Linked DNA regions of Homo sapiens: region 2 is linked to region 1. Evidence: read pairs that join two places in POLR2A ChIA-PET (ENCODE). Cell type or tissue: PC-3. All regions are shown on one strand.

The links. ChIA-PET counts read pairs that join two places held together with the same protein. Peaks named below come from ENCODE experiments on the same cell type or tissue, not always from the same donor. Only the 100,000 strongest peaks of a DNase experiment are listed, where the experiment ranks them.
Region 2: POLR2A ChIA-PET joins it to region 1 with 11 read pairs; 2 of 35 experiments call an interaction of 5 or more read pairs at or near these places.

Annotation. Positions count from the first base shown.
Region 1 is chr20:34,708,983-34,716,982 of GRCh38, reverse strand. TP53INP2 (tumor protein p53 inducible nuclear protein 2) reads right to left here. Exons shown (of 5, transcript NM_021202.3): 4 at 7,459-7,747; 5 at 3,547-6,925. The coding sequence ends at 6,676. NCOA6 (nuclear receptor coactivator 6) reads left to right here. Exons shown (of 15, transcript NM_014071.5): 15 at 1,618-2,209. The coding sequence ends at 1,661. Among named protein-coding and RNA genes, the nearest start is that of TP53INP2, 8.6 kb to the right of the region's middle. RefSeq lists silencers at 6,785-6,954, 7,205-7,464, 7,505-8,000. In PC-3, a CTCF peak has its summit at 6,974; DNase peaks (open chromatin) are centred at 3,392 and 7,812; H3K4me3 peaks cover 1,823 bases; H3K27ac peaks cover 2,161 bases.
Region 2 is chr20:34,344,762-34,352,761 of GRCh38, reverse strand. No RefSeq gene overlaps it. Among named protein-coding and RNA genes, the nearest start is that of ITCH, 15 kb to the left of the region's middle. In PC-3, no CTCF peak of the experiment used is centred here; a DNase peak (open chromatin) is centred at 3,051; H3K27ac peaks cover 1,330 bases.

The DNA.
Region 1 (8,000 bases):
CTGATTCATCTTTTGTATTGATATATTAGAAGCATTTTTTTTCTCCTTGATGAGAAGTAATTTTAGAACATTATTTTCATATTAAAACCAGAATATGAAATAAAGGTGACCTTTTGAAGTCAATATGAGATTCTAAAGAAGTGTTTACCTTTGGAGAGCTTCAGGCTATTCACTGTACTCTGCCATAACTTTGTGTAGAATTTTTTTTTTTTTTTTAAATAGAGATGGGGTCTCTGTCACCCAGGCTGGAGTACAGTGGCATGAACATAGCTCACTTCAGCCTTGAACTCCTTCAGCCATGAACTCCTGGGCTCAAGTGATCCTCCCACTTGGTCTCCTGAGTAGCTGGGACTACAGGCATGTGCCACCACACCCAGCTAATTCTTTTCTTTTTGTAGAGATGGGTTCTCACCATCTTGCCCAGGCTGGCCTCAAAACTTCTGGGCTCAAGTGAGCTTCCTGCGTCAGTCTTCCAAAGTGTTGGGATTACAGGGGTGAGCCATCACACCTGGCCAAAACGTTTTTAAGAAACACAGTTTAAGTCTGGCATAAGATTAAGTTAAAACACTGATAGTACAAGAGAAACTAAAGGAATCAAAACATAGTCATTTCCCTGTATGTCACTGTCATTCTGTGTGTAAATCACTCAGTTCCCACCTCCTCCATGAAGCCTTCAGGCTCACTTGGGCTCAGAGCAGGCCGTTGCTTATTCTGAATTGCATTCATGACTGTATGTATCCACAGTCTTTTTTTTTTTTTTTTTTTTTGAGACGGAGTCTCGCTGTCTCCAGGCTACAGTACAGTGGTGGGATATCGGCTTACTGGAACCTTCACCTCCGTAGTTCAAGCAATTCCCCTGCCTCAGCCTCCTGAGTAGCTGGGATTAAGGCACACGCCACCACGCCCGGCTAGTTTTTCGTGTATTTTTAGTAGAGATGGGGTTTCGCCATGTTGGCCAAACTAGTCTCAAACTCCTCACCTCAGGCAATCCGCCCACCTCGGCCTCCCAAAATGCTGGGATTACAGGCGTGAGCCACCACGCCCAGCCTTCCACAATCTTGATATAACTGGCTGGGCCATAGTAGACCCTCACTGACCAAGGCCCATGGTCATGTTGTTTAGACCTTGACTATAGCATGACAAAAATGGTTCCTTACTGTGAAACAATAGCTTGGCTCCAAAAGGGATCCCAAGGCAGGTTTTTTTTTGCATTCTAACAGAATTTACTCATTTGCTTATGGCATTACTCGTTGATTTCTCACCAAAAGCATTGTCAGTCTGTCTATTACACTTCGTTTTATGATGAGAACTGGTGAGGGAAACAGTGGGTGAATTGCCCAGCTACAAAGGCTCTCTCCACCCTGCACTTTCTCTAGTCAGTGTGCTTCATCGCCACCACCTCTGTCACATTCCAATTCTGCCCAATGCAGGACCACACCCTCTTCCCACGTAAGTCATCAAGCAAAGCCTGTGACTCTCTCCATTCAGAGCACCCCTTAGACAGATTCTGAGTTGAGTAGGGCTCCCCTTAGGTCTGCCCTGCTTGTTGTGGACTGTCTAAAGGGCACTGCTGTAAAGAGTTACTTCCACTGAACATGTCCTTTCTTTCCCCCACAGACATAACCAGTGCGGTGCAATCCAAGCGAAGAAAATCCAAGTAAACAAGCAGGACTGCGACTTGATACTTGGAAATGTGTGTGACTTTTACAAAGAGCAATTTTGAGCTGTGACTTTTTTAAATCAATTTCTGTACAGTTAGTAATTTTAATAATGTGGCCCTTTTCCTAGTCCCTGCAACCTGTTTCATAAAGTGCAATGGGGAAAGCAGGACTGTTGAGCCCTTTTGGTGTTGCGAGTTGAAGTTCAAGGTTTCTAAAATGTTGTCTTGTATTGAAAGGAGCTAATGCCATTATAAATGTTACTAGTTTTCACATTTCCTAAGCAGCCTAGAGTACAGGGTGAGCATTTTTAGATCTCCTAATGATGTATTGTGCCGTGGAAGTACTGTGTGTGAATAGCAGTAGTGGGGGCAAAAGCAATCTTCTCATTTGGAAATGTTGTAAATAATTTTATTATATAGTGTTTTGGATGTATTTGTTGTAGAAATGGACCAGTGAATAAAGAGAATCTAAGGATTTGTACAATGTGAAATAACGTGTTAAATAAATGTCATTGTCATAGAACATAAAGTTATGTTATTGGTAAGGGATTTTTGGGTGATCAGCTCTTTCTTTGGACCTTAACTAAGCAGACACAGCCTTGTGGATGGAATTCCTATCTAGTCCTCATTGAACCTGAGATGCCCGCCTGGCAAGTTGAGGAAAATGTACATACTTGCTCCCTCACCTCATTCTTGGCTTTGAAGAAACTAGCCCTGTTCAGCACTGTGCCAGGTATTTTGATATATATTGCTCAGATTTCTTTTGATGCAAATAACAAAACCAACTTAGAGATCAATGGCCACCCAGGATTTTCTAGGGACAGGAAGCTGTCAGCAGCTGAGATGGCACTTTTTCACCATGTCACATATCTGCTCCTCCATTTGCATGGTGGATTGCTCCAAAACAATTGTGCTGACATCTCCTCCTTGCAGGAGGTAAGCCCAAACTGGCCTGTAAGATTGTGCCAGCATCAAGAATCTAGTCCAGGGCCGGGCATGGTGGCTTACACCTGTAATCCCAGCACTTTGGAGGGCCTAGGCGGGTGGATCACCTGAGGTTGGGAGTCCGAGACCAGCCTGACCAACATGGAGAAACCCTGTCTCTACTAAAAATACAAAATTAGCTGGGCATGGTGGCACGTGTAATCCCAGCTACTGGGGAGGCTGAGGCAGGAGAATCGCTAGAACCCAGTAGGCGGAGGTTGCGGTGAGCCGAGATTGCGCTATTGCACTCCAGCCTGGGCAATGAGTGAAACTCCGTCTCAAAAAAAAAAAAATCTAGTCCAGTTTAGGTCAGGTTTCCACCTTTAGTTCTGTGGTTAGACAGAGCAGCTCCCAAATTAAAGGGGTCATTTTGTGCTGTATATTTCAGAGATGTCCACTACATTTCACTCTGGCTGTCCTTCTTCAAAATGTGTGTAGTCTCCAAAGCCAGCTGCTTCTGCCCCACCCTACCTGCAACTTGAGGAGACTCTGATGCTTGGGGCCCTGGCCTTGTCTCAGCCTGGGCTTCAGCCTTCTGCTGCATCTCCCCCAGGATTAGACTTCATCCTTTCCCCTCCAGTGGCTACTTGCCCTTGCTCTAACCCAGTGCCTGAGACCACAAGGATGAGTTTGGTCATTCTGTCATGCTGTTATTCTCATCTCTATTTCAGCTGTCTTCATGTATGTGTCTTGCATTGTAAGGATCCTCTAACAGTAGTCATTTATGAGTCAGACCCCATTGTCTGGCTCTGTTCCCAGTAAGCTTATCTCCCCTCTTCCTCTCCCATATGACACACACACCAGAACCAAGGCCAGCTTTATCATAATATCCTATGCCACTACTGTGCTTAAGATTACAAGATGCTTCTCATACTTAAGCTCAACTCAGGCAGAAAGGATCATGTGCTTTAAATATATTTTTATTTGTTTTTCTTTATATTAATTTTTTTCTCCCATAGAGGAATAGCATTACAGTCTAACAATCAGAATTCTGTTACACACATACACAGGCATGCCACATGACCCAGTTGAGGTGGTTGTCTCCTTGAGTCTGTTGACACGTCACATGGTCAAAGTCTCCTCATTTCAGCCAGTCTCAACACAAAACACCCAACAGGGATGCACTCAACTTGTTGGTTCCATGTGGAACTAGGTGGCAGGGCGAGAGGGAAAGTAGTAGAAGGGGGCTATGGTGTGTCTGCATTCAGTCCCCTCACATAAAGCCACATGGATCTAGGGGGGTATCCAAGAGCTCTGGTGGGGTCCGTGTTGCACCTAAGACATTATAGGTCAGAGCAAGTTGCTCAGAGGGTTCCAGGCAGGGGGCTGGGGAGCAGGCATACTCTAAAACAGCACCAAACTGCATTCATACACGGTGCCCTGCTGGGGCTAGACTGGCAAAGGCTGGAAAGACACCCAGCTTGAAGGAACCACTCAGACTTACTGGGGAATAACTGGAAGTCACTGTTTGATGTAACTGGGACTCACTCTAGAAACGGGTCCCTCTGACAGTTTTGGCAAAGTGCTGGTAGTACTGACATTAATACTCACAAATTGATACAAACTCCTCTAGGGCCTCAGAAAACATCAATCAAAACAGACTCTCTAACCCCCTCCTAAGGTTGCATAGGACTTTGAACTCTGGTTCCCTCATGTATTCAAGTTCTGTGGTTTAAAAAAAAATCCTGAAGCATGCTCAAGGTGAAAGGCACGTACACAGTCAATACAGTATGACAAGGGCTGATGCTTCAGGAGTCAGACTAGCAGGAGACTGAGTAGTGTTGGTTCTTAGAAATCTATACACAATTAAAATATTGCCACACTCAAATGCTACAGAATCTATAGGAAAGGTACAAAAAAATATGAGCCTTGCAACCAAGCAGGTGAGAGATTGGGTTCTAGAATACAGGAGCCTCCAGAAATATAGGTAAACAAAAGGCCTTTTAAAATTTGAGCCAAATGCCCTATAACTTAAACTCTTCCCCCACCAGAAGGATCATGGGCACCACACAGGACTGAGCCTAGGTCCCAGCTGGCAGTGAGGAGTAGGCAAGAAGGGTTGGAGGGAGATTCAGCTCTTGGAGGTGCCGAAGACCCTAGGCTGGCTGTGAAGTGCCCAAGTGGTAGCTGGAAGAATAAAAGCAACTAGGTTCTGAAGGAGAACTTGGGAGAGGAGCAAGGCTGTCAACTACTGGGGCCCTAGTGGACTGGCGTGGGAGCTTTGATCCGTTTTTAGTGTTAATTTGGCTTATTCCCTGGAATAGGAGACCCCATCAGGTCTTCCTCTGTCCTCATCCCAGCATCCATGGGGATACCCCATCCCTTCCCCACATACCCCCCATGAGGCCTGGGGCTATAGGGTCAGGGAGGGCAGCTGCCTTTGCCCTCATGGGAATGCAGAGTTTTCTCCAAGCTTCAGCTTGGCTGTGAGGCCTGGAAACCTAGAGTTGGGGTGAGGGGAGGACCTATGTTCATAGGTACCAAGAAGTCTTAAAAGTTCCTAGGAAGAGTGAGCACACACTAGAAAAGGACGGCTAGAAAGAGGAAATGGGAAGCAACTCAGGGCATCCCAAGAGGCTGTTGCTGGTGTCTGAGCCCAAAATTCAGTCTCACCACAAGAAGGGGAGGCTGGTGGCCCCTGCCCCTTCTGTCTCCCCCAGGGATTCAGGTTCCCTCTTCCAGGTATTTACTGGAGGAGAAGGGGAGGGGGATCATAGGGTACCCATTTCTCCCCAGCAACCTAGAAAGAAAGAGAGGCCTGTGGGAGAAAATGAAAAGAGGCCCCCTGAAGGCCCTGAACCTGGATAGGAACAATTTGCAGATTGAGACAGTGGGAGTCCTGGACTCCTACTCAGGACTGCTGGCTAGCCATACTGAGCAGGGTGTGAAATACAAGGCCAGAGGCAAGGTGAAGACTGAGCTGTCAGCCTTGGGATGGCTTCACCCCATGGTGTGTCCTCCAGCATCACTGCTCTGCACGCTGACCTAGGGTGTGTGCCCTTTCCCTGCCTAGAAGCCCTGTGGCCTGCATGTCTCCTAAGCTAGTTCTAGCACCTTGGGCTTGTGAACAGACGGCCAGGATGGTAGGGCCTTGCCCAGCTTCTACTCGGGTGACGTGTTGGGGGTAGAGTGGCAAGGTACTAACTAAGCCCTTCAGATTTCAGGGCCTGCAGAAGGGTGGATTATAGAAAAGGGAAGTGGGGGCAGACTCCAGGCTTCAGCCTGGGAGCAGGGTTTGGCCTCTCTGAGCAAGCACAGTGCACACTCCCTTGGTGCCCTGCTCCCTGCAGCTTCTCAACGTGTCTGTCCTGTCCGCATCTCCAATAGGCTGCCTCGTTCCCTAGATTCCCTCCATCTTCTCCCTCTAACTCACGTCTCACAGTCCTCTTCTACATACTGTACCTTTCCAGGCCTAAGCAGCTCCACAGAGTACCGCCCCCAAGGCAGAAGGAAGGGGAGACTAAAAGCAAAACCCTGAGCCCTTACTGGAGGGCAATGACAGCAGCCCAGGCTGCACAGGCTCTACCTGGTCAGAGCTGGGCTCAGGGTCCCCACCATTTGGTAGGGAATTACTGGGAATGAAGAATAAGGGAACAGGAGTGAGTGTAATGCCAACCATGGGATAGTGTGAGACATGTAAGGTGGGAGTTGAAGGTGGGGAATGAGCCAGATCAGGGACTGGAAGAAGCTTTCAGAAATAGGGGCAGGCCAGAGGTAGAGGACTGGAGGGCAAGGGTGAAAGGGAGAGACAGGGATGGGGACCAGAGAAGAAAGGATGGAGGGGCCAGGAGTAGGGGGCATGGATGATTAGATGCTGGGTATGGGGACCAGGAGTGAGGGTGAAGGGTGAATGGGTTCAGAGGCAGATTAGAGGATCAGAGATGGGGAAATTGAGGGTGTCGGGGAAGGAACGGCTATCACCCAACCTCACACGCTTTAAGAAGGGAGGTTTCGGTGTCCAGCCCGAGGAGTCGGAGGAGCCCGACAGGGATCGGGATCGGCAAGGGGTTCGTGGCGCGGCCGGTGGACGCTCAGTAGTTGAACTGGCGCTGGCACGGCTGGTAGATGAAGCTGCTCTGGTTCTTGGACCGGCGCGGACGGCTCTCGCGGGCTCGGTTCTGCCGCTGCACCGCCTTGGCGCTCAGCGCGTGGCGCTCTGCCCGCTGCCGGGCCCGCTGCAGCCGCCGCACCTGGCCCGCCTTCTCCAGCAGCGCCGCCCGCGCTGGGAGAGGAGCGGCGTGGCGCGCGGCCCGCGGCTCGCGGCGGGCGGGCGTCAATTCCCTGTGAGGACAGAGCCAGGCTCGGTCAAGCCGGGTAAGCTGGGCGGGGGGTCTAGAGGGCGCTGCCATCTCCCACCCTTGCTTCGGCTCAGTTCTGTGTCTGTTCAGATTGGGGTGCCCGACGCCCTTCTTGTGGGTACCAACCCGGAGGTGCCTCCTCGGTTCTAGCCCTTAACAGGTAAACTGGACCTCGGGGGAGACTGGACCCCCACCCCCTATTCCACCCTTGCCTTTCTGTTTAAGTCCCACTCCCTAGGCGCTCCAGCCACGCTCCTCAAGCCTCCAACCCCGGCCCCAGCCTCTTGGCCACGCCCCTCCCTCTCAAGCCCCGCCCCTCCGTCCTCAGGCCCGCTTCTAGCCTCGCCCGGAGGCCCACCGGCCCCCCACTTTGTCTCAAAGGCAACCCTCCCAAGGCCGCTACCCCCTCGAGCGCGGGGCGGGCTCCTGGCCCCACTACCCCAGCCTCCTAGCCTGGACCCTGGCCTCCAAGATCCGTCTCCCTGGGCCTCCAGGCTCCGCCCCCGGCCCGCTCACCCTTCGCTGAGGTCGCCGTCAGGCAGGGCCGCGTCCGGGAGCGGGGAAGGGGACCCGGGCTCTAGCACTATGGTGCTGCCGGTGACGTAAACGGACATGCTGGGGTGCTCGATGAGGAGGTCCTCCAGGGGACTGCTCTGGAGGCGGGCGGGACCGAGTCCAGGCCCCTCTGCCGTAAAACAGGCGGGAGGGGTAACAAACCAGCTCTCGTCCATCAAGGAGGGCGCGGGCGGAGGGCGGCCCGCGGGGGCAGGGGCGGCCCCGGGGCTGGGTGGAGCCGCGTAGCTGTCTACGGGGCGCGGGATGGGAGCCGTGCAGAGGAGGGGAGCAGCGAGGAGGCACACACACACACACACACACACACCGGACAAGGGGGCGGGGAGAGAAAGGGCATCGTTAGTCAGACCCGCAGCCCGTCCGCAGCGCCCCGGGGCACCCACGGGCCAGGCGTCTCGCCCTGCTGCCCTAGGGGACCTGACGTGCGGGCCTCTCCTGGGCCGCCAGGAGAGAGCCCCGGCTTTCATGGGAAGGGGCCCCGTGAC
Region 2 (8,000 bases), 360 kb after region 1:
TTTTTGGGCTACAAACTAGCATGACTTTATTTACAAAGTTCCTTCCTCCTTGCTCTTTTCCCAATATTCCTCCTAATCGGGTTCAAGTTCCCTTCCTACTATTTATTTGCCATGTGACCTTGCCTCTCTGGGCCTCTGCTGACATCTGGAAATTGAGGTCAAATGTATTTTTTTTTTAATTTATCTTGAGGCAGGAGTTTGGACCATTTAATCTGGGAAGATTTCCTCCTTCCTCCCTCCCCAAACCATAAGCCTTTTTTTTTTTTCTGAGACGGAGTTTTGCTCTTGTTGCCCAGGCTGGAGTGCAATGGCGCGATCTTGGCTCACTGCAACCTCCGCCTCCCGGGTTCAAGCGATCCTCCTGCCTCCGCCTCCTGAGTAGCTGGGATTACAGGCATGCACCACCACGCCCAGCTAATTTTATATTTTTAGTAGAGAAGGGGTTTCTCCATATTGGTCAGGCTGGTCTGGAACTCCTGACCTCAGGGGATCTGCCCACCTCAGCCTCCCAAGGTGCTGGGATTACAGGCGTGAGTCGCTGAGCCTGGACTATCCATAAGCCTTTCAAGGAGAAAGAGCCAGTCTTGTCCATACTCATGTGTCTTCTGGCACGTAGTGACACCTTAAGGGTGCTCAGGAAATGCTTGAATGAAACCTCTCTGTAAACAGAAAGGAGGAGACAAGGACATATATTGAGTGCCCACCGTGTGTTTATGAACTAGATGTGCCTTTATTCATCCCACAGCTACCCAGTGAGGTAGGAGTCACTGTGATTCCCACTTTCATAGAGGAAGAAACAGGTTCAGAAGGCTAAAGTGACTGGCCAAAATTCACAGTGAATGCAAGAAACAGATCTGAGATTGGAACTCAGGATTGTCTCTTTCAACTTCATCACAACTGCCTCTTCCTGAATCAATGATAGGAAGAGTCTCTTTTTCTGTATCCTTCAAATTTTCTATACTGAATTAGAAGTAGGAAAAAAAAAGTTATAGGCCGGGCACAGTGGCTCATGCCTGTAATCCCAACACTTTGGGAGCCTGAGGTGGATGGATCGCCTGAGGTCAGGAGTTCAAGACCAGCCTGGCCAACATGGTAAAACTCCATCTCTACTAATAATACAGAAATTACCCTGGCATACCATGCCTGTAATCCCAGCTACTCGGGAGGCTGAGACAGGAGAATCATTTGAACCTGGGAGGCGGAGGTTGCAGTGAGCCGAGATCGCGCCATTGCACTCCAGCCTGGGTGACAGAGCAAGACTTCATCTCAAAAAAAAAAAAAAAGAAAGAAAGAAAGAAAAAGTCTGGGCATAGTGGCTCACGCCTATAATCCCAGCAATCTGAGAGGTGAGGTGGGCGGATCACGAGGTTAGGAGTTTAAGACCAGCCTGACCAACATGGTGAAACGCTGTCTCTACTAAAAATACAAAAATTAGCTGGGCATGGTGGCGCGCACTTGTAATCCCAGCTGCTCAGGAGGCTGAGGCAGAAGAATCGCTTGAATCCAGGAGGCAGAGGTTGCAGTGAGCCAAGATCACGCCACTGTACTCCAGCCTGGGCAATAGAGCAAGACTCCATCTCAAAAAAAAAAAAAGTTATAAAAATAGATCACCATAAGGAGCTCTCAGCACATCCCCCTGCAATTTTGGGGAGATTTGAGCTTCAGAGGGGCAACTGCAAGACTAAAGAACAGCCTTAGATAATAATCAGCATGTCAGAGCTTCTTCTAGTCCTGCTCATTATCCTCAGTTCCTTCTTTTCTTGTTCTCAAACCTAAAGTTATCCTTCTTCCAGGAAAGCCCCACTGGCCTATCTCTACAAATTACAGACCTGAATAATTTCTTGCCTAAAGTTCTCACTGGAGATTTCAGTCTCAAAAACAAACAAACAAACTTAACCTGCCTTACTTGCTTTTCTTTTCTTTCCTTTTAAAAATTTTTATCAGGCCGGGCGCTGTGGCTCACGCCTGTAATCCCAGCACTTTGGGAGGCCGAGGCGGGCAGATCACGAAGTCAGGAGATCGAGACCATCCTGGCTAACACAATGAAACCCCATCTCTACTAAAAATACAAAAAATTAGCCGGGCGTGGTGGCGGGCGCCTGTAGTCCCAGCTACTTGGGAGGCTGAGGCAGGAGAATGGTGTGAACCCGGGAGGTGGAGCTTGTGGTTAGCAGAGATCGCGCCACTGCACTCCAGTCTGGGCGACAGAGCAACACTCTGTCTCAAAAAAAAAAAAAAAAAAAAAAAAAAAGAATCAGCTTATATCATGCTTTGATTTGTTTCCTTTTAGTCACTTGCTTCTAGTTGATTTTAAAACCTATATAGCTAAAAGTCACATAGCTAAGCAGTATATAACTAGACTTCCACAACTTCCTTATAGATAACATCTCTGATGTATAGGTCACTGTGACAGTGGTTGCTTAAGTTGTTTTTCAGGAACTCACAGTCAGTTCTTATCCAGTTCAAGATGGCTGAGCCCACCGACCCTTCACCTCGGCCTGCTTGAGTATCTGATGGGTGACCTTTCAATGTTAGAGTGCCAAAAAGCCCTAAAGTCCATCCTTAGATCGTACTAATGATGTCATTTTCTGAACATGCATCCTATGAACCATAAAGCTTAACTGGCTTGCACAGATCACCAATGGCCCCACTTTTCTTTACCTCCAATCACCTTTCCCTACACCTTGGACCACCTTGCTTCTTTATCCCATAAACATCCCTAAACCCTGTTTTCAGAGATGCAGATTTCAGACATGTTCTCCTATCTCTTCACTGGGCTGCCTTGTGAATAATCTCTTTATTGGCTGCAAAACTTATCATCTCAGTGATTGGCTTACTGTGCAACAGGCAGAACGAACCTGGTTCGGTAATGTTGATTTTTCAGCTGAGGCAACTATCCCAGAGTGGTTAGGCGACTTCCCTGAGATCAGCTAGTAATTGATGGAATCAGGATTCACATTTGATCGGCCCGACCTAGAGCCCTCACTCTGAACCTTTAAACCAACATCTTTCAAGGGGTTGGGCAGTGACAGATGTACACAAGATGATTTTAGGTGGTGCCATAAATGGTCATTTAAAACAACTTTTGCTGGGCACAGTGATTCACATCTGTAATCCCAGCACTTTGGGAGGCTGAGGCGGGTGAGTCACCTGAGGTCAGGAGTTCAAGAGCAGCCTGGCCAACATGGCAAAACCCTGTCTCTACTAAAAATAACAAAAATTAGCCAGGTGTGGTGGCAGGCGCCTGTAATCCTGGCTACTCGGGAGGCTAAGGCAGGAGAATCGCTTGAACCCAGGAGGCGGAAGTCTCAGTGAGCCAAGATTGCGCCATTGCACTCCAGCCTGGGCAACAAGAGTGAAACTCCATCTCAAAAAATAAATAAATAACTTTTTTTTTTTTTTTTTAAATAGAGACTGGTTTTGCCATGTTGCCCAGGCTGGTCTCAAACTCCTGGGCTCAAGTGATCTGCCAGCTTCAGCCTCCGAAAGTGCTAAGATTATAGGCATGAGCCACCGTGCCCAGCCTAAAAATATGTTTTTATTGTGAAAAATATCAGAGATAGATAAGAAAAGAGAAAACAGTATAATGAATTTCTAGTGTCATAAGCTTCAAATACCAGTAACAATAGTTTTCAGACTGGGCATGTTTGTTCACACCTGTAATCCAAGCACTTTAAGAGTCTGAGGTGAGAAGATCACTTGAAGTCAGGAGTTGGAGATCAGCCTGGGCAACATAAAGAGACCCTCATCTCTAAGAAAAGGCTGGATGCGATGGCTCATGCCTGTAATCCCAAACTTGGGGAGGCTGAGGCAGGCGGATCACTTGAGGTCAGGAGTTCAAGACCAGCCTGGCCAATATAGTAAAACCCTGTCTCTACTGAAAATACAAAATTAGCCAGGCGTGGTGGCGCATGCCTGTAGTCCCAGCTACTAGGGAGGCTGAGGCAGGAGAATGGCTTGAACCTGAGAGGCGTAGGTTGCAGTGAGCTGAGATCATGCACTGCACTCCAGCCTGGTGACAGAGCAAGACTTGGTCTCAAAAAGAAAGAAAAATAGTTTCATCTACTACCTCCATTGATGGCTTATTTCAAAGCAAATCCCAGACATCATATAATTTCTTCTGTCAGTATTTCAATAGATTGTGTGGTAGCTTTTTATCTTAGCAGTTGCATTCCTTAGTAATGTATATACTGAAGCAGTGGGTGGCTAATGCATCGAGCTGGTCATTTCACACATATTGCTTAGGATGTGGCTAAAGTAGGATTTTAGCTATTAAAACTATGAGATGCCATGTTTTCACTATCAGATTGGTCAGGAACAAAAAAATTGCTATCTCAACAGTGTTACCAAGCAAGTGAGAAACAGCCATACTCCTGATTGGAGTATAAATTGACGTGATGCCAATTGTGTGGTGGAAGGACAATTTGGCTGTATCTATGAAAATTTTAAAAATATATGTCAGGACTGGGCACAGTGGCGTATGCCTGTAATCCCAGCACTTTGGGAGGCCGAAGTGGAAGGATTGCTTGTATCCAGGAGTTGTGGACAACCATAGGCAACATAGCAAGACCCCATCTCTACAAAAAATAAAAAATTATTTGTGCATAGTGGTGCAGGTGTGTAGTCCCAGGTACTCAGGAGGCTGAGGCAGGAGGATTGCATGAGACCAGGAGGTTGAGGCTGCAATGAGCTGTGATCCTGCCACTGTACTCCAGTCTGGGCAATAGAATGAGACCTTGTCTTAAAAAAAAAAAAAAGACATAGGAGAAAATCTTCAAGACCTTGGGTTAGGCAAAGATTTCTTAGATATGACAACAAAAGCTTAATCTATAAAAGGAAAAATTGGTCAATGAAACCATCAAAATTCAAATTTTTCTGTATCTTAAAAGACACCATTTGCTTTCTGTGTTACCCATGGAGGGGTCCATGTGACGTTGTTCTGGATTCCCATTGTAACTTCAAGGGAAACTTTCACAATGTCCAGAGCCCTTGATGTCCTGCCAATGAAGAAAGAGGATGTCTTCAAGTTCCTTGTAGCAGGATAGCAGGAACCCACTTAGGTGGCATCAGCCTTGACTTCCAAATGGAACAGCACTTTTTTTTTGGAGACAGTCCAGCTCTGTCACCCAGGCTGGAATGCAGTGATGCGATCTCAGCTACTGCAACCTCCGCCTCCTGGGTTCAAGCGATTCTCCTGCCTCAGCCTCCCTAGTAGCTGAGATTACAGGTGCCTGCCACCATGCCCAGCTAATTTTTGTATTTTTAGTAGAGATGGGGTTTCACTGTGTTGGCCAGGCTGGTCTCGAACTCCTGACCTCATGATCTGCCCACCTCGGCCTCCCAAGTGCTGGGATTACAGGCGTGAGCCACTGCGCTCGGCCACTTTTTTTTTTTTTTTGAGACAAAGTCACACTTTTGGCCAGGCTGGAGTGCAGTGGCGCCATATCGGCTCACTGCAATCTCTGCCTCCTGGATTCAAGCGATCCTCCTGCCTCAGCCTCCCAAGTACCTGGGATTACAGGCACACGCCACCATGCCTGGCTAATTTTTGTATTTTTAGTAAAGATAGGGTTTCACCATGCTGGCCAGGCTGGTCTCAAATTCCTGACCTCGTGATCAGCCCACTTCGGCCTCCCAAAGTGCTGGGATTGCAGGCGTGAGCCACTGAGCCCAGCAACTTTTGTATTTTTAGTAGAGGTAGGTTTTACCATGTTGACCAGGCTGGTTTCCAACTCCTGACTTCAAGTGATCTACCTGCCTTGGCCTCCCAAAGTGCTGGGAATACAGGCGTGAGCCACTGAGCCCAGCCCTAGAGCTAGCATTTAATCCAACTTGGGGGATAAGGGAAGTATCTAAAGCAATAAGAATATATTTTGTTGGCTGGGCGCAGTGGCTCATGCCTGTAATCCCAGCACTTTGGTAGGCCGAGGCAGGCGGATCATGACATCAGGAGATCGAGACCAGCCTGGCCAATGTGGTGAAACCCCGTCTCTACTAAAAACACAAAAAATTAGCCGGGTGCGGTGGCATATGCCTGCAGTCCCAGCTACTCAGGAGGCTGAGGCAGGAGAATTGCTTAAACCTAGGAAGCGGAGGTTGCAGTGAGCCGAGATTGCATCACTGCACTCCAGCCTGGGCAATAGAGCGAGACTCTGTCTCAAAAAAAAAAAATCTTTTGTTAAAATATTTGGCCTTTTGTCCTAGATCTTTGAAACCCCTCTTGGAATAGCTTCAGTGCCAGAAGGTGAAAGATAAAAATATTGTTATTTAAAACAATCCCTTTTCAAACACACTTGAGTTTATATTTTGTTTTGTTTTGAGAGGGAGTCTCGCTCTGTCACCAGGCTGGAATGCAGTGGTGCGATCTCCACTCACTGCAACCTCTGCCTCCCTGGTTAAAGAGATTCTTGTGCCTCAGCCTCCTGAGTAGCTGGGATTACAGGCACGTGCCACCACACCTGGCTAGTTTTTTGTTTTTTTTTTTTTTTTTTTTTTTTTAGTAGAGACGGGGTTGCACCATGTTGGCCAGGATGGTCTCAATCTCCTCACCTCATGATCCGCCCGCCTTGGTCTCCCAAAGTGCTGAGATTACAGGTGTGAGACACAGCGCCCGGCAGAATTTATGTTAATGACAGGATTCGGGGAAAGTTCCAAGATAACCACAGGATGGGAGAGTGGCTGCCAGAGGATCCAACCATTAGTTCAAAGGGTTGAAACTTTCAGCCCCACCCCCAACCTCCAGGGAGGGTCTCTAAGTGAAGTTAATCACCAATGGCCAATTATTTATCAATCATGCTTACCTAATGATGCTTTTTTTTTTGAGACAAGAGTCTCACTCTGTTTCCCAGGCTGGAGTGCAATGGCGTGATCTCAGCTCACTGCAATCTCCACCTCCAAGGTTCAAGCAATTCTTGTGCCTCAATCTCCCAAGTAGTTGGGACTACAGGCACCTGCCACCACAACCAGCTAATTTTTGTATTTTTAATATAGATGGGGTTTCACCGTGTTGGCCAGGCTGGTCTCGAATTCCCGACCTTAGGTGGTCTACCTGCCTAGGCCTCCCAAAGTGCTGGGATTACAGGTGTGAGCCTCTGGGCCCAGCCTGACGCTTCCATTATAAACCAAAGCGACTGGGTTCAGAGAGCTTCTAAATAGCTGAACACCTGTAGGCTTCCAGGAAGGTGAATGAGAGCACATCCACACGCAGGAGGAGGAGGTGACACCCCATCTCCATAGGGATAAAAGCTCCCGTGCTCCAGACCCTTTCAGACTTTACCCTTTGTTCTCTCCATCTGGCTGTTTATTTGTAGCGTTTGTAATGTATATGTTTCCCTGAGTTCTGTAAGTCCCTCTACCAAATTAATGGAACCCAGGGAGGGAGTTGTGGGAATCCTGATTTATGGCTGGTTAGTTTGAAGTTCTGGAGGCCTGGACTTATTACTGGCATCTGAAGTGAGGATAGTCTTGGGGACTGAGCACTCAACCTATGGGACCTGGTGTTATTTTCAGGTGGATAGTATCAGAGTTTATTTGGACTAGAAAACACCCAGCTGGTGTCCACTGCAGAACTGACTGATTGCCTGATGTGTGGGGAAAACCCCTATACATCTTGTGTCAGAGGCCTGTTGTGAGTATAGTGGGAGAAACTGAGTTTGTTTTTTCTGGTCATGGTGGTTGTACAACTCAATAAATTTACTATAAATCATTCAATTATACACTAAAAGTGTGTGCATTTTATGGTATGGCAATTATACCTCTATAAAGATGTCTTCAAGGCTGGGCGCAGTGGCTCACGCCTGTAATCCCAGCACTTTGGGAGGCTAAGGCGGGGGCGGATCATGAGTTCAGGAGTTCAAGACCATGCTGGCCAACATGGTGAAACCCCGTCTCTGCTAAAAATACAAAAAAATTAGCTGGGCGTGGTGCGTGCGTGTAATCCCAGCTACCCGGGAGGCTGAGGCAGGAGAATCGCTTGAACCAGGAAGTCAGAGCTTGCAGTG